4 separate regions of the Mus musculus genome follow, and regions 2, 3 and 4 are each linked to region 1. A link is a loop called in an ENCODE intact Hi-C map of the cell type or tissue named here. Cell type or tissue: heart. All regions are shown on one strand.

Evidence for each region. Hi-C counts contacts between places; a loop is a spot of excess contacts. Peaks named below come from ENCODE experiments on the same cell type or tissue, not always from the same donor. Only the 100,000 strongest peaks of a DNase experiment are listed, where the experiment ranks them.
Region 2: it touches region 1 in a loop (7-fold over the local background); 31 of 42 quality-filtered maps call a loop at or near these places.
Region 3: it touches region 1 in a loop (7-fold over the local background); 27 of 42 quality-filtered maps call a loop at or near these places.
Region 4: a loop joins it to region 1, with 6 times the contacts of the local background. A loop is called at or near these places in 25 of 42 quality-filtered maps.

The regions. Positions count from the first base shown.
Region 1 is chr17:23,958,641-23,963,640 of GRCm38, reverse strand. No RefSeq gene overlaps it. Among named protein-coding and RNA genes, the nearest start is that of Sbpl, 5.9 kb to the right of the region's middle. In heart, no CTCF peak of the experiment used is centred here; a DNase peak (open chromatin) is centred at 3,070; H3K27ac peaks cover 962 bases.
Region 2 is chr17:23,849,051-23,854,050 of GRCm38, reverse strand. Prss32 (protease, serine 32) reads right to left here and starts at 279. Exons shown (of 5, transcript NM_027220.2): 1 at 125-279. The coding sequence starts at 254. In heart, CTCF peaks have their summits at 565 (motif pointing right), 2,519 (motif pointing left) and 3,807 (motif pointing right); no DNase peak of the experiment used is centred here.
Region 3 is chr17:23,771,903-23,776,902 of GRCm38, reverse strand. It overlaps a transcript of Flywch1 not described here. Among named protein-coding and RNA genes, the nearest start is that of Flywch1, 2.8 kb to the right of the region's middle. In heart, a CTCF peak has its summit at 2,655; a DNase peak (open chromatin) is centred at 2,622; H3K4me3 peaks cover 257 bases.
Region 4 is chr17:23,871,975-23,876,974 of GRCm38, reverse strand. It overlaps Prss21 (protease, serine 21), which reads right to left. Exons shown (of 6, transcript NM_020487.4): 5 at 4,450-4,604; 6 at 3,862-4,180. The coding sequence ends at 3,941. Among named protein-coding and RNA genes, the nearest start is that of Dcpp1, 6.4 kb to the left of the region's middle. In heart, CTCF peaks have their summits at 2,282 (motif pointing right) and 2,923 (motif pointing left); a DNase peak (open chromatin) is centred at 2,934; H3K27me3 peaks cover 433 bases.

The DNA of each region.
Region 1 (5,000 bases):
GAGGACGTTGGCCACCGTCTGCCTTCTACTTCTCTCTGTGCTGACTGACACTGTCCAGAACAACCCAAGGGAGAGAAGGCTTTTTGACTTCTTGCCTCAGTTAATGTTTGAAGGGGTGTGTCTCTCAGGTGATTCTAGATTGTGTCAAGTTGACAATTAAAAACGTCACAGTCACTGCTGTGATGCTCGGCTCAAGCCTGCGGGATTAAGCAACCGAGAACTGTGAGCTCCCAGACTGTGAGCCGACAAAGCCGTCCCTGAAGACGTTCTCTCATGAGCTTGCTTGCTTGGTTGCTTGTTTGTTTCTTTGTTTTGTGCATTGAGAGATCCACCTGCATCTGCCTCCTAAGTCTACCACCACCTGGCCTCTCATATGATTTTTTTTCCATTAAATAATTAATTTATTTACTTTATATCCCAATTGCTACTCCACCTCTCATGTGATCTTAAAGATTTACTTAAAAGTACTTTTTTATTTTAAATTATGTGTATGAGCATGTGGTGGGTGGGGGGGAGGTTGTAGGTGGGTGCGGAAGCAAGAAGAGGCTGTTGGATTAATGTATGTCTATGAACATCTCTGAGAGTTAGTGTGTCTGGGTCATACCCACGACTGTAAGGCAGAGTGAGAGTTAGCGTTCTCTTTCCATGTGGTCCCAGGGATCGTTCAGGCTTGGTAGCAAACACCTTTATCTGCTGAGTCGCCTTGCTGGTCCTACTCTCAGATCACAACTATGGGAAAGGGACTAATGAAGACACAGTGAGAAACACTAATGACACCAACTTTAGCCAGGATGGCGAGTGGCTGCGAAGAGCTTCCATTCTGTGTGAAGCGCCAGAAGCCCTGCTGCTTTGAGAGCTGGTTGGCAGTTTCTTTCCCCCCTTTGTTTTGTGGCTAGGGTGGGAGTTGAGTCTAGGTCTTATGTGGTCAGGCTGGCCTTGAAATTGTCATGTAGCTGAGGTTGACCTATAGCCTCTAGCTCCAGAGCGCTGGGATTACAGGTGTGTGTCATCATACCCAGCTGGTTTTAAACATTTTCACTTTCAGTAGGAAGCATTAATTCCACTTCAAGAAGAGTAAAAACCTCTCTCCCTCCAAGACTTACCAGTCCCCAACAAATAGTGCACATGGTCACCACCTAATAAATGAATTTTTAAAAATGGGTGATAAATTAAGAAAAAAAAAGACAAAAGATTACCTATGACAGTTAATCTCAATCAACAACTTGTTGAGATCTAAAATCACAGGGAGATTGGAGACAAGCTCCAGAGATGATCTTCATCATGCTAACTGATACTGGAAATCTTGCCCACTGTGGGCAGTGCCATTCTCTGTGCAGGGGGTTTCCAGACTGTATAAAATAGAGGCAGGGCACTGAGAAGCGGCTTATACTCATAGCTCTCTGCAACCTTGTTATGGATGGAATATGACTAGCAGCTTTAAACCTTGACCTCCCCAGAACCTTAGTTTGTGAATTAAAGTAAGCCATTTCCTCCTCAGGTTGCTTCTGTGGAGTATTTTGTCACAGCAGCAGGAGAGTTAGTTAGGACACAAGAGAACTACAAAACAGAAGATTCTCAGACACACAGTATCAGATGAAGGACTCTGAATACAAGAGGTGGCAGAAAACAGATTGTTGGCTGCCTGGAACTCTGATGGGGGCACACTGAATGTCAGGGAGACTTTTGGAGGTAACTTTTCCACTTTTAATGGCAGCAGAAGATATGGGAGTGTGGACATTTACTAAAAGTCTTCTGACTGCAGTCATCATAGCTGCGTTTGTTGTTTATTGTTTTGTTTCTTTTTGACAGGGTTTCACTCTGTAGCCCAGGCTAGTCTTGAACTCAGCTCCTCCCCCTTTGACCCACTGAATGCTGGGAAAACATCTGTACTCGCTACACCTGACTCATACACACTTTTTACTGCTGGTGAGCCATAACCACAATAAAGTTGCTTAAGCCTGAACGGGAAAATACAACTGAGTAACGAAGTCAAAAGAAGGAAGGGAGACTAAGCCCCAGAAAGCTAGACAAAGCTATAAAGCAAACTGCACAAATGGCTGTGTGCATGCAATGAGGCGGAAGATATCCCTGTGTAAAGGTCAGCCAGATAAGAGAGCAAACACACATAAAATTAAAAAATACCTCATTAAAAGAACGGAGATGAAATACTGAGGCTGTTTATTGTGTTCCATGTGGGATAACAAAAAGTTCCAGAATCTATTGAAAACAATGGCTACACAGGACTGAATGTACACTTTAACATGGTTTAAATGATCCGGGCATGACATTTCACTCCTATGATCCCAGTACTTGGGAACCTGAGGCAGAAGGATTGCCATGAGTTTCATGCTACCCTGGGCTACATAGTGACACTATTTCAAAAGAGAATAAGCAAATAAAATGAATTAAAGGGGGTCTGGAGCTATGGCTCAGTGACCGAGAGCGTTTATTGCTCTTGCAGAAGACTGGGTTGAGTTCTCAGCACCCAACCATTTGTAACTCCAGTTTCAGTGGGATCAGATGCCCTGTTCTGACATCTGAGAGCACAGGGATGAGAGCACAAAATGTATGTAAAACATTCCTACACATAAGAATAAAACATGAAAAATTATTTTAAAATTAATCATATATAAAATAAAATAGGTTAAATAGTAATTTTTCTTAAATAATGAATTTACTGTTATGTTTGCTATAATAATAAACTCATATTTGCTAAACTCCCACAATATATAAATGGATTTGGATGACCCCAGAGCGATTTGGGGCCAGGGTTATAGAGTCTATAGGGAGTACAGACTCTTGGCTCCTAGGTTTGGAGCCCTAGCAAACAGACCCTGCTCTGACACCCACTAGATCATCTGGGAATCCAGTGAGCAGAATGGGAGAGGAGTTGGGCAGGGTGAGGAACCCCAGCTATACTCCTCAGAGCCATATTTTAACTAAACTCAATCTTGCCATGGCTCTGTCCCTGCCTCTGCTCTAGCTTGGTCCTCCAGGCCAAGAATTCTAGTCCTTAATGAAGTTCAAAGAAGGAAGTCAGGGCCAGCACTGCCTAGTGTGTACCCGCATCTCTGCCTTTCTCCACTAGAGGGCAGTAACACTCCACAGCATCATGGCACCAACTAGCTCCCAGAACAAAGGCCCATGCTCTGGGTAATACCTAGTTCCCTGGACAAGTTCAAGTTCAGATTTCCTCCCTGACAAGAAGCCACCTAGGGATCACTGATCTCTCACAGGCTCCTCCCTTCCAGGAGCTGGACCTTCTTTAGAGCAGGGCAGAAAGTGTTCTTAGCTAATCTGCAGTTCTTGGGAACCTTCAGGACCATTGTCCGCAGCCCTTTCTTGGAGAGCAGTCCTTGGAAACACAGCAGAGCCCTTTGATGGGAAAGTGGCCCATCTAGCCAGTGGAGACCAGGTGACTGCTGGGTTCTGACCCCGTTATTTGGAAGGGAAAGGCCATGTTGGAAGAAGATGTTTGTTCAGCCTGGTTTCCAGGTCTCCATGGAGGACCTGAGCCACATCTTCCCTCTGAGCTTGCTCATGTGTTCAGTGAAATAAAAGTCTATCCTTTGTTCTCAGCTCCAAGATGGACAAATAATGCTGTCTCCCTGCTTGATCTACATAAATCCCTAGACAAGCTTTCTGCAGCCCCGACCCTTCCTCCTCTTCCCAGGAAGCTGCCTTAGACAAACAGAAGGAAGGGCTTACAGCAGCAGTAAACCTGAAGGTGAGGCTTCCTGACCCAGCCCAAGTCAGCCCTCTGTGCTTTTTCTTGGCTTCCTTTCCTGGGCTCCCAGACTGCATTTCCATGGAGCTCCTATGCATCACACTATCCCATGAAGAGTCTCAAGGCTGACCAAACTGAGCCACTGTGACTGCTATCAGGGCCTAAAGCACTTGGTGTCTCAGCTGTAAATAGGTATCATGGCAAGGCCAGTCTCAGAGCTCCCTGGAGGACTAAGGCTGTGCTGGGAACCCTGGCCAATCAGTGGGAGATGGAAGGACTGGTTCTGGGAAGTGGGGGATGGGGTGCAGCAGACTGCAGCCCAGCAGAGGACATAGGGGGCTGTGTCCTTCGGGGATAGTCTCCAAAGGCAGCTATCTACTGGGATTCTCAACAACAGATCACTTTAACAGATGGCACAAATAAGAGGCTCCTTTATTCAGGGACTGTGGGTGGGACAGAAGTGCAATGTCCTCAATGTCCTGGATACACCTCACATTCTTCCCAAGGTTGAACCAAAGTCCCACATGATGCATGGCTGGGTGTCACCAGGTTGTAAAGGGACAAGTCATGGGGCTCAGCCCAGGTAAGGCAGGAGCTGAGTGAGACCTGGCCTGGTGCAGCAGGAGACGCCAGAGGAAGAAAGGGGGAATGGGTGGAGCCAGCTAGAGACTGAACTGTGCCGGATGGATGGAGGGCTTTGAAATGTGGGGTTTCTCCAGGTGTACTGTGACAATATGGTTGGCTTTCTCAGAGCTTAGTCAGAGTGTTAGCACAGTGACACTGGGGTCACAGTGTGGGCATGGGATGAAGCCATCCCTGGGCTCTCATGAAGCCTTTGAGACGATGGGAAACAGGGTTCCCCGGTGTTCTCTTGTCTCAGTCTGAGGCCTGGAGACCTCTGACACCCCATGTCTTCCTCAGAGCTTCATGAAGTCTTGGCACCTCCCTCTGGGTCCTGAACCCTCGGGAGCCATGCTGCTGTTGCTGACCTTGGCTCTCCTTGCTGGTCTCATCTGCAGAGCCCAGAGTGAATTCCCACACTTGGTGTATAATCTCCCAAGTCCTGATCCAGGCAAGAGGATCACTGGAGATGAAGGAGCGACTGTGAGCACTCACCTACTGTGAGCACTCACCTACTGTGAGCACTCACCTACTGCGAGCACTCTCCTACTGCTCTCCCTTCTGACTCCCTTTGTTCAGGGATGCAGGGTAATCAGATCTGAAGAGCAGGGAAGTCCAGGATACCCCTGTCTTTCTGGGTTATGAGAACACC
Region 2 (5,000 bases), 110 kb after region 1:
AGGAATCAAAACTAAAAGAAACAGAATAAAACTAAAAACAAAACAAACAAAAAAGCCACCCAAACAACAAAACCTGCATTCTACGTATCTTCCCGAAGCTCCCGTTCCCCATACACCACCTCACCTGAGTCCAAGTCAATGCTCCTCCTGCCTGTCGTGGTAGACGGGCTGTCAGAGTCGGTTGGGAGGACCTCACTCCCCAGAAGAACTCCAGGAAAGAAGGTAAATAGGATGGCAGGCAGAGCCAGCTCCATGGTACACCTGCTGGGGCCAAATACTCCAGGAAGAGGAAGAGGGACTGCAGCTCTGGTGTGGTTTCAGGACTTGCCCTGGGGTGGGGCTCAGCCTCCACACCTGCCCTGCAGCCTTGGGAGAGGCCTCACATGTCCACTGTCCCTGGGCACAGAGACCCTGACTTCCCTACATGCTTCATGCTCTGGGGTCCTCTGGTCCTCCCCTTCCTGATCCAGGAACCGCAGCATCCACGGCCCTCAACTTTCATTGATGCAGAATCATTGTATAGTATGCCTGGCACCCTCGGGAGCCTTCGTGTCCATCGCTGTCCACCAGAGGGCAGCCATGGGCCTAGCTCTAGGCAGAAGGGCATGCCAGCATTGGGCTGGAGGATGAGGCATGTGGACATCCTTTCAGACTCCTGTGGTATTTGTCTTCTCTAGAAACTTCTCTTCTGTTGGCTGCCCTTCACTCAGTCTCTAGGCAACTCCTTTCAAAAAGGATTGTTCCCAGAAAGGCTCACTGGCCTTCAAACACCCAGATGCCCCCACTGAAATGGAAACTGTACACAGTAATTACTTCGCCAGCTGCAGTGTCGCTTTATGCTTCAGTCCCAGACCCCATCTTATCCAATATTAAAGTCTCCACATCCATCTCCATCCTGTGTGCAATGTGTTCACCAATATATTTATAATTTAAAATAAAGAAAACAAGGGCTTAGGCTATAGGTCAGTTGCTAGAGTACCTGCCTGCATGCACAAAGCTCCGCGCTTGATCCCCAGTACCTGCATAAACCAGATGAGCTGGTGTAGCACACACCTGCAGTTCCAGGGCTCAGGAGGTAGAGACAATTGAGTCGAAAGTTCAGAGCTAGGCTACAATACTGAGTTTGAGTTTATGGTGGTTTGAATGAGAATGCCCCCCTCACCTCCCTTAGGCTCATATATTTGAATGCTTGGTCTCCAGTTGGTAGAACTATTTGAGAAGAACTAGGAGGTGTGGCCTTGTTAGAAGAGGTGTGCCACATCCCATGGGGTGGGTGCTGAAGTTGCTTTTTTTTTTAATTGTATATTTTCTTTATTTTTTCTATTTATTTATTTATTTATTTATTTATTTATTCATTTATTTATTTATTTATTTATTTAGATTTTTCGAGACAGGGTTTCTCTGTGTAGCCCTGGCTGTCCTGGAACTCGCTTTGTAGACCAGGCTGGCCTCGAGTGCTGAGATTAAAGGTGTGCGCCACCACGCCCAGCAGGATATTTTCTTTATTTATATTTCAAATGTTATCCCCTTTCCCGGTTCCCCCTACCCAAAACTCCCTATCCCATTCTCCCTTCCCCTGCTTCTATGAGAGTGTTCCTCCACCCACCCACCCACTCCCACCTCCAAGCCCTTGATTCCCCTACACTGGGGCATCTATCAAGCTTTCATAGGACCAAGGACCTCCCCTCCCATTGACTCATGACAAAGCCATCCTCTGCAACATATGCAGCTGGAGCCATGTGTACTCCTTTGTTGATGTCCTAGTCCCTGGGAGTTCTGGGGGACTGGTTGGTTGATATTGTTGTTCTTCCTGTGGGGTTGCAAATCCCTTCAACTCCTTCAGTCCTTTCTCTAACTCCTCTATTGGGGACCCTGCGCTCAGTTCAATGGTTGGCTGTGAGCATCCACTTCTGTATTTGTAAGGCTCTGGCAGGGTATATCTGACAATCATATCAGGCTCTTTTCAACATGTACTTCTTGGCATCCACAATAGTGTCTATGTTTGGTAACTGTGTATGGGATGAATCCCCAGATAGGACAGTCTCTGGATGGCCTTTCCTTTAGTCTCTGCAGACGTTGAGGTTTCAATAGTCCACACCAGGCCAATGTCTCTCAGCCTGCTGCCTGTGCATCAGGATATAAAGCTCTCAGCTACTGTCTAGAACCATGCCTGCCTATCTTCCATCATGATGATCATGGGCTAATCCTCTGAAACTATAAGCTAGCCCCCAGTTAAATGCTTTCTGTACTGGCTAGCTAGGCCTGATGGCATGCTCTTGTAGTCTGCTAGGGAAGCAAAGACAGATTACTGGAGGTTGCTGGCCAGTCAAGTCTCATCAGCAAGCCCCAGGCTCCAAAGAGTCTGTCTCAAAATAAACAAACGGGGGTAGAGAGCCGGAGAGACGCTCTGCTTAAGAGCACTTAGTGCTATTGTTAAGGAACAGGCTTGGATTCCGAAAACATGGCTGCTCACAATCATCTGTAACCTTAGTTCTGGGGATCTGATGCCCTCTTCTGGCCTCTGTGGGTACTGCATGCGTGTGATGCACTTAGATCCATGCAGGAAAAACTCTCAAACATATAAAACAGAAATAAATAAATCTTTAAGAAAGGAAGGAAAGGGGCTGGTGAGATGGCTCAGTGGGTAAGAGCACCCGACTGCTCTTCCGAAGGTCCGGAGTTCAAATCCCAGCAACCACATGGTGGCTCACAACCATCTGTAACGAGATCTGACTCCCTCTTCTGGAGTGTCTGAAGACAGCTACAGTGTACTTACATATAATAAATAAATAAATCTTTAAAAAAAAAAAAAAAAGAAAGGAAGGAAGGAAAGAAGGAAGCAAGGGTGATAAATAAATAAAGTAGACAACGCGCGCATGCGCACACACACACACACACACACACACACACACGAGGGAAGTGCTCAAAGAACTGCAGATAAGATTCCTAAAGGCCCTCCCTTGGGTTATAAAAGCAGTTAGTGAACTCTGAGAGGACAGAGTGCATTGCTGGCAGAGCTGCCTGTACTTTGAATCATTCTCATCTAGTGTGTACTTCCGGTGATGCAGCTGCCTTGAGTGACCCATGTTCTAATCAGTAGCCCCCATATCAACCCACTCGTTCACTGGGCTACACGTGGGCTGAACCTCTGTGTCTGTTATTGGTGTCCCGTCTGGATGAATAGGCCGATCTGTTATTTTCTTTCCCAGGAAAAGTCATACAATACTCCCTAGGAAAGGGGAGGGAAGAAAGGGAACGAGGAGGGGGGAAGGGACGAGGCAGCAGGGAAAGTGGGGATTAGGAAAAAGCAGTTGTGTTGGAGAATTCCTCCAAGACCAGAGCCAATGCCTATCCTGTTAATCTCTGGTCCTTAGGTCTCACACCTATCCACAAGCGTTTCTGTGTTTCAGGTACCTGGTTCCCTGCTGGGTGCAGTACTGGTAAATATCCCTGGGCCTCTGGAGGGTTTAACAGGATGGCAGGGAGCTGTAGACCCCTCCTTCCCAGGCATGTCCACCTTGTTCCTTATTTCAACAAGCGTTGCTCTGGGAATAACCAACACATGCTTCTCCCTCGTTAGACCTCACAACCTAGGATACCTCCCTGACACAGACAGCTGGCCTGTACAGGCCTTCAACACACTCTGCTTTGTAACAGGATGGGGGGTCCTAGAGCCTGGCTTGCTGTTCGGATTTTTCAAACCCTTTATTTTAGTTTAACAATTTTTTTTAAATTTATTGGTTTTTTTGTGCATGAGTGTTTTGCTTGCAGGTATGTATGAGCACTGTTTGTGTGCCTGATACCTCTGGCTGCCAGAAGAGGGTGCCAGATCCTCTGGAACTAGAGGTACAGATGGTTTTAAGTTATAATGTGGATATTGAGAACCAAACTCTGGTCCTCCACAAGAATAGCAAGTTCTCTTAGCCACTGAGCCATCTCTGTCACCCAACTAACACTGTCATGGAAAAAAATGTGTGTGTGAACGCATGTGTATATATTTGAGTGTGTTGTGCATTTATATGTATGGATGAGAACACATGTGAGTACACATATGTGTGGAGACTAGAGGTTGGCACTGGGTGTCTCCCTCAATTGCTCTCCACCTTCTTTTCTGAGAAAAGAGCTCACTGACTTAGCTAAACTACCGGATCAGTAAGACCCAGGGATGCTCATGTCTATGCCTCTAGCCCTGGGATTACAGACATAGGCCATTGTACCAGCTTCTTACATGGGTTCTGGAGAGCTGTATTAATCAGGGTTCTCTGAAGAAGCAGAACTGGTGTGTGTATGTGTGGTGAGAGTGCACTCATGTGTGTTAAAAGAAGATTATTAAAGTGGCTTACAAGCTGTGGCCTGACTAGTCCAATAATTATAGTCTCTCAAAAGGAAGACCAAGAATCCAGCAGTTATTCGGTCCATGAAGATGGATGTCTCAACTGGTCTTTAGTCTGTTAGCGTCCTGAAGAAGCAGGTATTAATATCAGCAAAGGAACACAACAGCATCGGGATAGATGAACTTGCCACAGAGGACAAGCAGGCAAAAGCAAGAGCTTTCTTAAGTAGGCTGCCACCAGAAGGTATGGTCCAGATTTCCAGGTTATTCCGTCCCACCTCAAATCCCCCACAAGTGTGCCCAACTGTTTGGACTTATTGACTCTAAATTTCATCAAGTTGACAACCAAGATTAGCCATCACTGTATTGCCTGAGCCATCATCTGCCCAGGTTTTATTGTGGAAAGCATTTATTACATATTACTATAACAATAGGAAGAGACTCCAGCCCTGACTCCAGACTTGAAAATGCTGCAAATGCAGAGCTAATGTTCCATACTCTCCTTTTGCTCCAATATCTCAGCCCCACAGTCCTCACCTCTGCTCCTCTTAAGCCTTTCTTCATTAGCTAGGTCTGCTTTACCATTCATCTCTTCTGCTGAAGTGCTTTAGCTAGAAGTTACAGCTCACATTTCTAGTCACATCCTTAGGGTCTCATCACTATTGTC
Region 3 (5,000 bases), 190 kb after region 1:
TTGTTGTTGTTTTTGTTTTTGTTTTTTTCCAGATAGGATTGAGAAATCCCTCTGTAGACCATGTAGGCCTCGAACTCAGATCTGCCTGCCTCTGCCTTCCAAGTTCAAGGACCACCACTGCTTGGCTGAGGTAGGTGTAAAACAGAACTTTCTGACTTCCCGTCCTATCCCAAACTTGCCTGGCCTGAGCCATTAGACCTGGTGCAGTCTCTCTTGAGGCCTCCAACTCCTAGCCTCATGGTTGGGCTCCCTTGGCCTAGAAAATGGACTCTTGGCATAACTCCAAGTGGTTCCCTAGTCTTTGTGCTGCTGGAAGCCTGAAATGGGGCACCAAGAACTCCTCCTCTGGACCCAGGACAACCCAATCTCCTGTCTGACTCTTCCCTGTACAAGGGGCCTCAGATTCCCTCCATCCTAATGCACCACGGTTACCATGCGCTACTGCCCTTCCTGACTTAAGGCTGCCCTCTAGAAGGCCCTCGTGTTGGCGGCTCCCAGGCACAGCGCCCCCGCCTCCTCCCGACCGAGGAAGGACGAGCTGCACCTGACTTGTCAAGGATCTACACAGACTCCTCACAAGAGTGCAAGGTAACCCAAGAGATCTCACACACACACACACACACACACACACACACGGCCTGGAGAGAAAGGGAAGCAGAGATGCCTTCCAATCCCCAAGTTGGGAACTCTCAGAGATTCAAAGGCCAAGGCTTTGGCCTCCAGCTCTTTCACTTACAGTCCTTACTCTTTGAAAACCACTCTGGGTATGAGAGACATCATCTTTTTCAATGAAGGCTATAGAGGCCCTGTGATCCAAACATGTCTTCAGAACTGCCTGCCTCAGAAACTCTTCTCTCCTGCCATTCTGCTGTATTGCTTTTACAAGGGCTGTGGGGTTGTTTTTTATTTTAAATATCCTCTATTAATCTTGCCTGTCTGTCTGTCTGTATAGTATGTGCGTGCAGCACCTTTGGAGGTGAGAGGGTGTTCAGGTTCCCGGAAAGCACAGTCACAGGAGATTATGAGCCACATGTGGTTGCTGGGAATTGAACCTGGGTCCTTTGGAAGAGCAGCAGTGCTCTTAACCAGGAGTGGCTGGTTACTCCACCCCCATGAGGGCTTATTGTTTGTAATATTGCTGTTCTGCTCCAATCCTGGAAGCTAGCTCTTTTGTCCTAATTCTGCTTTTTAAATAGAGTCCACTTTGGTTTCTCTTTTGCCGTGTGCTTTTGGTTGTCTGGTTTTGTCAGATGGTCAGTGGATCTGGGCAGGGTGTGGTAGTTATTCCTTTATCCCAGCATTTAGGAGACTGAGGTGATGGGACAGGACCTGAGGTTAGGGAGCTTGCTCAGTCGGCAAATGTTTCTGCTGCTCAATTGTGAGGACTGATTTCTAGCAGTCCCCATTGGAGGAGGTAGATAAAGGACTGAAGGAGCTGAAGGGGTTTGTAACTCCATAGGAAGAACAACAACCAGACACCCCCCCCCCAGCTCCCAAGGACTAAACCACCAAGGAGCACACATGGAGGGACCTATGGCCCCAGCTACATATGTAGCAGAGGACGGCCTTGTCGGGCATCAATGGGAGGAGAGGCCGTTGGTTCTGAAGGCTCGATGCCCCAGTGTAGAGGAAATCGAGGGCAGGGAGGTGGAAGTGGGTGAGTGAGTGGGTGGGGGAACACCCTCATAGAATCAGGGGGAGAGGGTGTGGGATAGGGGTTTGGGGGCAGGGAAAGGGGATAACAGTTGAAATGTAAATTAAAAAAAATTACCAATTTAAAAAAAATAGAAATTTTAGGGCTGGAGAGACTGCTCTTCTAGAGGTCCTAAGTTCAATTCCCTGCAACCACATGGTGACTCACAACCATCTGTAATGGAGTCTGATGCACTCTAATGGTGTGTGTCTGAAGACAGCTACAGTGTACTCATATAAAAACAAAAATAAATCTTTTTTTTTTTTTTTTTGGTTTTTTGAGACAGGGTTTCTCTGTATAGCCCTGGCTGTCCTGGAACTCACTTTGTAGACCAGGCTGGCCTCGAACTCAGAAATCCGCCTGCCTCTGCCTCCCGAGTGCTGGGATTAAAGGCGTGCGCCACCACGCCCGGAATAAAAATAAAACTTAAAAAAACAAAAAAGGAAACAAAACAAAACATGATGCTGTGGTTCGGTCCTATAACCCCAGGGCTCTATAGGTAGGAAGATCTCTGCAGCATGTTGGCAGTCGGTCTAGCCAAATCAACAAGCTTCAGACAGTAAGAGACCGAGGTGCAAAAAATAAGAGGGAACGCAATTGAGGAAAGCACCCAATTTTGACTTCTGGCCTCCACACACGGGACACGCCCACAGGGACACACACACACACACACACACACACACACACACACACACACAAGCCTGAGGGCAGAGTTGAGAGAATGACTAGAGAGAAGCCAGGGAGAAGAGGAGCCCAACAGGAACAAGGCTACCCTAACCTTTGTGTGCAAACTCCAGCCTATGTATCTAGCCTATGGGCTAGAGTGGCCCGCTCTATCCAGTTCTCCTAAATCTTCACTCAGGGACTCTGTCTCACACTTGTTTTGGTGACTACATAGATGGGGGCGCGCTCTCGCGCCGGTCCAGCATCTCTAAAGAGCACGGGTTGTGAGCGCCTCCTGGAGTGCGGTCCTGGATTACCACTCTCAGTTCTGCAGTGGCAGAGCAAGGGCTCGCTCCTTAAAGGTACGTGGCTTCTTGCACGTATAGTGTATTAGATTTATTGCCCCCACTTCCTGCCCCATTCCCACACTACATAAACTAACACTACCAGGGAAGGAATCTCTGTCTATTTGGGCTACTGAATTTCTCAGTGTAAAGACCATAAGGAGCAAACAGTGCATGGGAAGGAGAGCTGAGAGCCCAGATTTGAGATTATCATATTGCAGAGGGCTTATAGTTCCGCTCATGTACAGAATAGATGTGTGGATAACAGTAGACCTGTGGGTGCGGGGTGCTGCATTAACTCTGAGGTGAAGGGACAGCAAGGCAACCGTGGAAGCCTGCTAATCCCAGGACGGTTTCAGCTATGTTAAAAGCAAGAAAGAGGTTCAAGGCAGAGCAAGCGTCCTCCCTGGGGGAGAAATCCTCCTGCTTCTGCCTCCCAATTAGTGGGATTACAGGTGAGCCATCACCATCCCTGTTCTTAAACTTCGGCTTTCAAAACAGGGCTCCTTGTGTCCTCAAACTCCTGATTACTCTTCCCTTACCTCCCAAGTAGCTAGGAGTCCAAATGTGGACCATCATACCAGGCCAAACTGGCATTATTCTGTGTTTGAGGTTGTCTCAAAATCCTCAAGGGATGGGATTGCAGATGTGGCCACCACACTCAATTTTGTTTGTTTTCAAAGATCTGTCTGCCTGTCTATTTATTTACTTATTTGTTAGCTATTTGAGACAGGATATCTCACGCGTATGAGCATCTGCCTGCATGCATGTGTCTATAATATGTACATGCCTGATTTTAGAGGAGGCCAAAGAGGGTGTCAGATTTCCTAACTGAATTTTGTCCTCTGTAAAGAGCTGTTTAAGTGCTGAGAATCGCTAAGGCAGTGGTTCTCAACCTGTGGGTCACAACCTCCCTGACAAACCTCTATCTCCAAAAATATTTACATTATGGTTCATAACTAGCAATATTACAGTTAGGAAGTAGCAACAAAAATAATCGTATGGTTGGGGGTCACCACGGTATGAGGAACTGTATTAAGGGGTCACGGCTTTAGGAAGGTTGAGAGCCACTACCTAACAGTGTTTCTTTTCAAAACGGTTTGTTTTTGGAGACAGTCTATGAAGAATCAGCTTCCAGGACTCGCTGTGTAGCCCAGGATGGCCTCATTCTCCTGCCTCTGTCTCCGCAATTCTGAGTTTACAGGCTTGCCCCGCCACACAGGGCTTCCCATTTTCTCTCTAAAAGTTAAAAGTTTTTTAACTTTTAGATTTCTGAAACCAAAACCAAAACCAAAACCCTTATCTTTCTCTTCTACTTACTTATTCACCTATATTGTTGTTTTTAAAACCCAGGGTCTCATGTAGCTCAGGCTTGCCTTACATTCACTATGTAGCTGATGAAAGACTTGAATTCCTGATTCTCTTGCTTCTGTTTCATTTGTGCCACACACATTCAGCTCCTGGATTCTTATTTAAATATGCGATCTGTTATTGTCACTATTTCAAATCTCAGATAGTCCTGGATTGGGAGAGGGGGGTATCTAAGGGTTTCAACGTGCTGCATAAGAATGTTCTTTGGAGGGCTGGCGAGATGGCTCAGTGGTTAAGAGTGCCGACTGCTCTTCCGAAGGTCCAGAGTTCAAATCCCAGCAACCACATGGTGGCTCACAACTATCCGTAACGAAATCTGATGCCCTCTTCTGGAGTGTCTGAAGACAGCTACAGTGTACTTACATATAATAAATAAATAAATCTTAAAAAAAAAAAAGAATGTTCTTTGGAACTGGCTCAGTTATGAAGACCATTGGGCTGCTTCCAAAGGACCCAGCCTTGATATCCAGCACCCACATGGTGGTTCATAACTCTGGGCAACTCCAGGAGATCCTATGCCCTCTTTTGGCCTCCACAGGCACCAGAAATGCACATGGTGTACAGATACACATGCAGACAGAACATCCAAATACATTTTAAAAATACACTTAAAATATGTCAGAGTTATGTTTTTTAAAAAATAAAAAAGAAAGGAAGGAAGGAAGAAAACTGGGTGGCAGTGGCGCATGCCTTTGATCCCAGTACTCACCGTGCTAGGGTGGCAGAGGCAGGCTGATCTCTGAGTTTGAGGCCAGCCTGGTCTATAGAGAGCATTCCAAGACAGCCAGGGCTACGGAGAGAAACCCTGTCTTAAAATAAAAATAAAAATAAAAAATAAAGAAATAAAATACTTAAAATGTAAAAAAGAAAGTTCTGAAGGTCACAGGCCTAAAGACGCACTTAAGCCAAAGCTACAACTTCGTAAGAAT
Region 4 (5,000 bases), 87 kb after region 1:
CTACACTAAGGAATGCTCAACACAGGCCTTTTGTCCCTCGGGATCAGGACTCCCCCAAAGAGGGATTTACTGGGCATTTATCAACTGCCCTGGGCACAACCCAGGGTGCACTGTGCCAGGGATGGAACAATGGGGCCTTCTCCTTCAACAGAGGTGGGCCTTGGCCTGCTTAGTCCGTGTGGTAGGAGATGGTTATAACACATGGCTCTGGTCTCCTCCCTCTCCTGATATAGGGCTAGAAAAGACTCCTCTAGACACTAGATAACTGGGTCTCCATCTGCAACCCACTCAGAGCCATATCCACAACCCCATGCCAGCCAACTATAGCAAGCTTCTGTCCTTACTAGGAGGCCAGATCTTCGGTTCATAGCTCTGGTCTTGGGAAATTCTAGCCAGGGTGTGATTTCTGGGGCCAAGAAGGAAGCTGGCTCCTCCACATATCCCCAGCTGATCCCTGGCACCACAGGAACCATACGAGACTGATGGGAGGGGAAGGCAAAGGACCAGAAGTCAAATGGCATATCTGTACAGTGAGGGACAGAGGCTATCCTTGTACATAGACTCCTGTCAATGCTGCCAGGAAAAGACACTAAGAAGATTGGGAGGGCAAGTTATTTCTATATCACTGAAAAACCCAGCAACCTTCGCCAAAATCCCTACTGGGTGCCTCTCTCTGTCATAAGCATTTTTGTTACACTCTGACCCAGAAAACTCTTTAAAACACTGTATTAGAAAACTAAAGTGCCAATCGCATGTATTGCATCATCATTAACATAATTAAAATTCCATTTGTGGGTCAGTGAAATGGCTCAGTGGGTAATAGTGCTTGCCACCAAGCCTGCCAACCTGAGTTCTATCCCCAGGACCCACATGATAGGAGGAAAGAACTGATTCCTACAAGCTATCCTCAGTTCAAAATATGAAATGGAGGAGCGCATGTAGGTCAGAGCTAGGTTATAAGAGGTGGGATAGGCCCACCTGCACCCTTGCGAGGGGGAGTCTGGGTGCTTGGTGTTGAAGCTCAGCTGAGGATAAGACAAAAGGAGCTCTGAAGATGCTGCTCCAGCAGCTAGGAAGATGGAGATGCTCGGGAACATGATTTTAGGTTCTGACATTTTTCTTCTAATCTGTTTTCACCCCAACTGGGTCTCCAATCCTCAGGACAAGGCCTTAGACTCACCTCCCTGCTCCCAAGCCGCCCAAGATCAACTGGGAACAAAGGGACAGTGGGGGACAATGCTTAGCACATTCAAACACCTAGCTAGGTGGAACTGGATGTGAGAGTGGGGGTGTCACACGTAAAAGATTTCTGAGAGTGTGATGACTAAATAATGAAACTCATAAGGAAGGTGAAGTGTCTCTGGCAGCCCTTGTCCACACTGCATCCTGGGACCTCTGGCGGCCCTTGTCCACACCGTATCCTGGGACCTCACTGTAGTCTCCATTCTAAACACACAATGTGCTTTGAGTCCTGCACATGTTGTACCACACAACATCAAGAAAAGCTGCCTGAAGTGCCTGGGCTCAGATTCAAGACTATTGTATGCTCTTAACTGCAATGGTTGTTGCTGTGCACACAATGTGCTCTGCTCTTATGGAAAAGTAATAGTTTAATTACAGGAAACAAAATATTTTCCCATGTCATTCTTCAGCATGTTAGGTATACAGGAGTTGTATCTTTGGATTGTAGAGAAATAAGTATCTCAATTAGCACACAGATTTGCACTCTTTTAAAAATGGTGAAAGGGGGCTGGTGAGATGGCTTAGTGGTTTAGAATACTGGCTGCTCTTCCAGAGGTCCCAAGTTCAAATCTCAGCAACCATGGGGGCTCATGACACTCTATAATGGGATCTGATGCCCTCTTCTGTCATGCAGGCATATATGCAAACAGAACACTTGTGCACAATAAAATACATAATAAACAAATAAATCATTTTTAAATGGTGAAAGGGGGCTGGAATTCTTGTTGCCCTTCCAGAGGGTCAGAGTTCTGTCCCCAGAACCCACATCAGTGTCTCACAAGCTGCAGAGGATCTGAGACCTCCTCCTGACCTCCCTAAGAACACACACAAACACACGTGAATAAATAGTTTTAAATGGTAAAACTTGCATATACCAAATAACTGTTTTAAAATATGGTTCTTTGCTATCTATTATCAGTGCATTTGTACAACTATTTTACATACTCATATACTAGAGTCCCATAATCATTTCCCATTGAGGGCCTGGGAAGATAATCCAGTGGTTAGGGCATAATTGCTTTTCTAGCCAAGGAAGTTCAATTCCCAGCACTTCCACCAGATGGCAGTTCCTTAAAACTGCCTGTAACTCCAGGTCCTGGAGATCCAACACTCTTTCCGGCTTCTGCACGCAATTGTCCTCCAATGTACGTACATAGCTCCACATGGAGACACATGCATACACATAATTAAAATTTACAGATAGATCTCTTTAAAACAAACAGACAAAAACACCACCCCATTCAGGGAAAAATAGTCAAAAGGTCAAAAGTGCAGAAAGTTCCAAAGCCCTGTTCTAGTTAATGTATCTATCCCCATGCCCGACTCACTACCAACATCCCATCCACTGAGGGTTCCTCAGACATCTGCCCCGTCCAGATCACCATCTTCTCCATTGTGGGGGCCTGCCCTCCCCACCCCACCCCTAGGCTCCCAGCTCTCTGCTTCCCGTAAACTTCTCTACTTAGAAGGCTGCCCTTTCCAGTCTCTCAGCAGCATGCCATTGGCTCCTGACCGTACACATAAGGATCACTTGGTAGCTGTGATCTTCCTTTTGTTTTTGACATGTTCCCTTGAGCCACCATCTGCCTCTTTTCCACTTAGCCCCTGTGGCCTCACCAACTTTTCCAGAAATTAACTATTAGATGTAAATATGCAAGGCCATGGCTGTCCCCTGGTGGTCAGCGATGGACATGCAGGAGGCTAATCTATGTGGTCACCCAGCAGGGAATTTGGCTTTTCCCATGACCTCAGGCCCTGGCTTACACATGGATGGTTGATGGGTCAGAGTGAGGTTGCCTAGTCAGGGAACCTCCTAGAATTTCCTAGGGACTTCAGTTCATGTCCCTCTTGTTGCCTTCCATCTCCTTCTGATCTTAGACACTTCGATACAGAACAGAAGGTGAACCTCCTTGGCTTTGCCCCTATGGGGATTGATCGGTGCTGTGAGGCATGGCCGGGTCCCGAGGAGTCTGAGCGTTCGTCCTGTGTTGGTGCAGTGCCAGGCACACTATGTACTGGTCCCTCATCAACAAAAGATGAGGTTTGTGGGTGCTGTGATTCCAGGACCAGGAAGGAGAGGTGGCCAGAGAACCTCAGAGCATGTCTCAAAAAGAAAACAGGAAAGACTCACTGAGCAATTTCCCCAGCCCCTGCCACCATCTAAAAAAATTATTTATGTATTATGTATTTTATTATGTATGAGTGTTCTATTTGTATGTTTGCCTGCATGACAGAAGAGGGCATCAGATCCCATTACAGATGGTTGTGAGCCACCATGTAGCTGTGAGCGCCCATTTGATGTACTAAGAGAACTCAGCCTGTGCTGTTAGGAGCAGGGACCACAACCCCTCACTCTCCTGGGTACTGGTGCTTGCAGAAGATGCACGATCCTCCTGTCTCCGTCTCCCATGTTCTGGAGTTGCAGGTGCCACCACACCCAACCACAAATAGTGATTTTTGTAATTGCACTAAACAGAGAGGATGCTACTGTTTGCAACCAAAACGTGGCTAATGTAGGTGGGTCAGGATTGTAGAGGTTACTGTTAGATAGAGGTCTTGGATTGAGAGAAATGGAGGGGCCTCAACAGGAGGCCATCAGAGTTCAAGGAAAGATAGGAAAATATTAACAGGTTTATTAGCAAGCAAGATACAAAAGAGACACACCCTGACCTCACAGGTGTGACGTACACGTGTGGGCTCAGGCAGGCCTCAGCAAAGAGGAAGCCCAGGCCAGAGTGAGAAACAGTAGCAGGGGGACTGGGTCAGGCCTGAGCAGCCCATTGCGGATCATGGTTGACTGGATCCAGTTGTAGTGATGACTGATGTTGGTATAGACTCCAGGGCGATTGGGGCGACCACAGCCTATTCCCCAGCTCACAACTCCAACCTGATACCACACCGTATCCTGGTCGCAGGCCAAGGGTCCTCCCGAGTCACCCTGAGAAGCAACATAGGTAAGCCTGGGAGATGACAAGTAGGACCAGCAGAGGGGCTAGGGGAGAAGGAGGTGCTATGGGGCTGACAGACTGGGTGAGGATACTACTCCTAGCCCTGACAGCAGTAGGCCCTCAATTTCTTCATCTGCAAAGTGGGGCCATTGTCTAAATCCTGAGATGAAATGAGGCCCTATATGAAAACTCCGTTGGGTGGAAGTTGGAGCTAGGGTACTGGGCCCAGAAGAGCATGGTGGTATGAGGTGACACTTACAAAGCAGGCATCCTTGCCACCTTCAGGAGTGCCAGCGCAAACCATGTCTCCCCAGATGTTCGTGCGGAAGTCTGGCTTTTTGTACATATGGTTACACATGCTGTTGTTGATAATAGCTACCTGCACTTCCTGGAGAGTGTTGGGAGATGGCAGACCTGTGTGGGGGATGGAAGACAGAGAGACAGACCCCTGGATCCTCCTCTCCTGGGAGGAATGGCATAGGGTGTGGGAACAGGGGTGTCCTGGGGCACCTAATGTGCCTGAGACATCACTGTCAATAGCTCCCAGCTGCAGCCCCATGCTAACATCACAGGCAATCAACAGTATCACAGGATTCAGTGGATGGAGGCATTGTCAATACCATTCACTGAGGCTGTGTATAGAATGTACATGAAGTCACTGCTGGGCTGGCAACCAAGTTATGTACAGGGGAAGGAGCTGGAGTGGATGCAGCAAGCCAAGTCCTGCCGAGACATCCAGGGACCAGAGAAATCAGCTCTATGGTGCCCTTTCCTTCTGGGATGTCCTTAGGCCTGAGCCAAGGGCCCTAA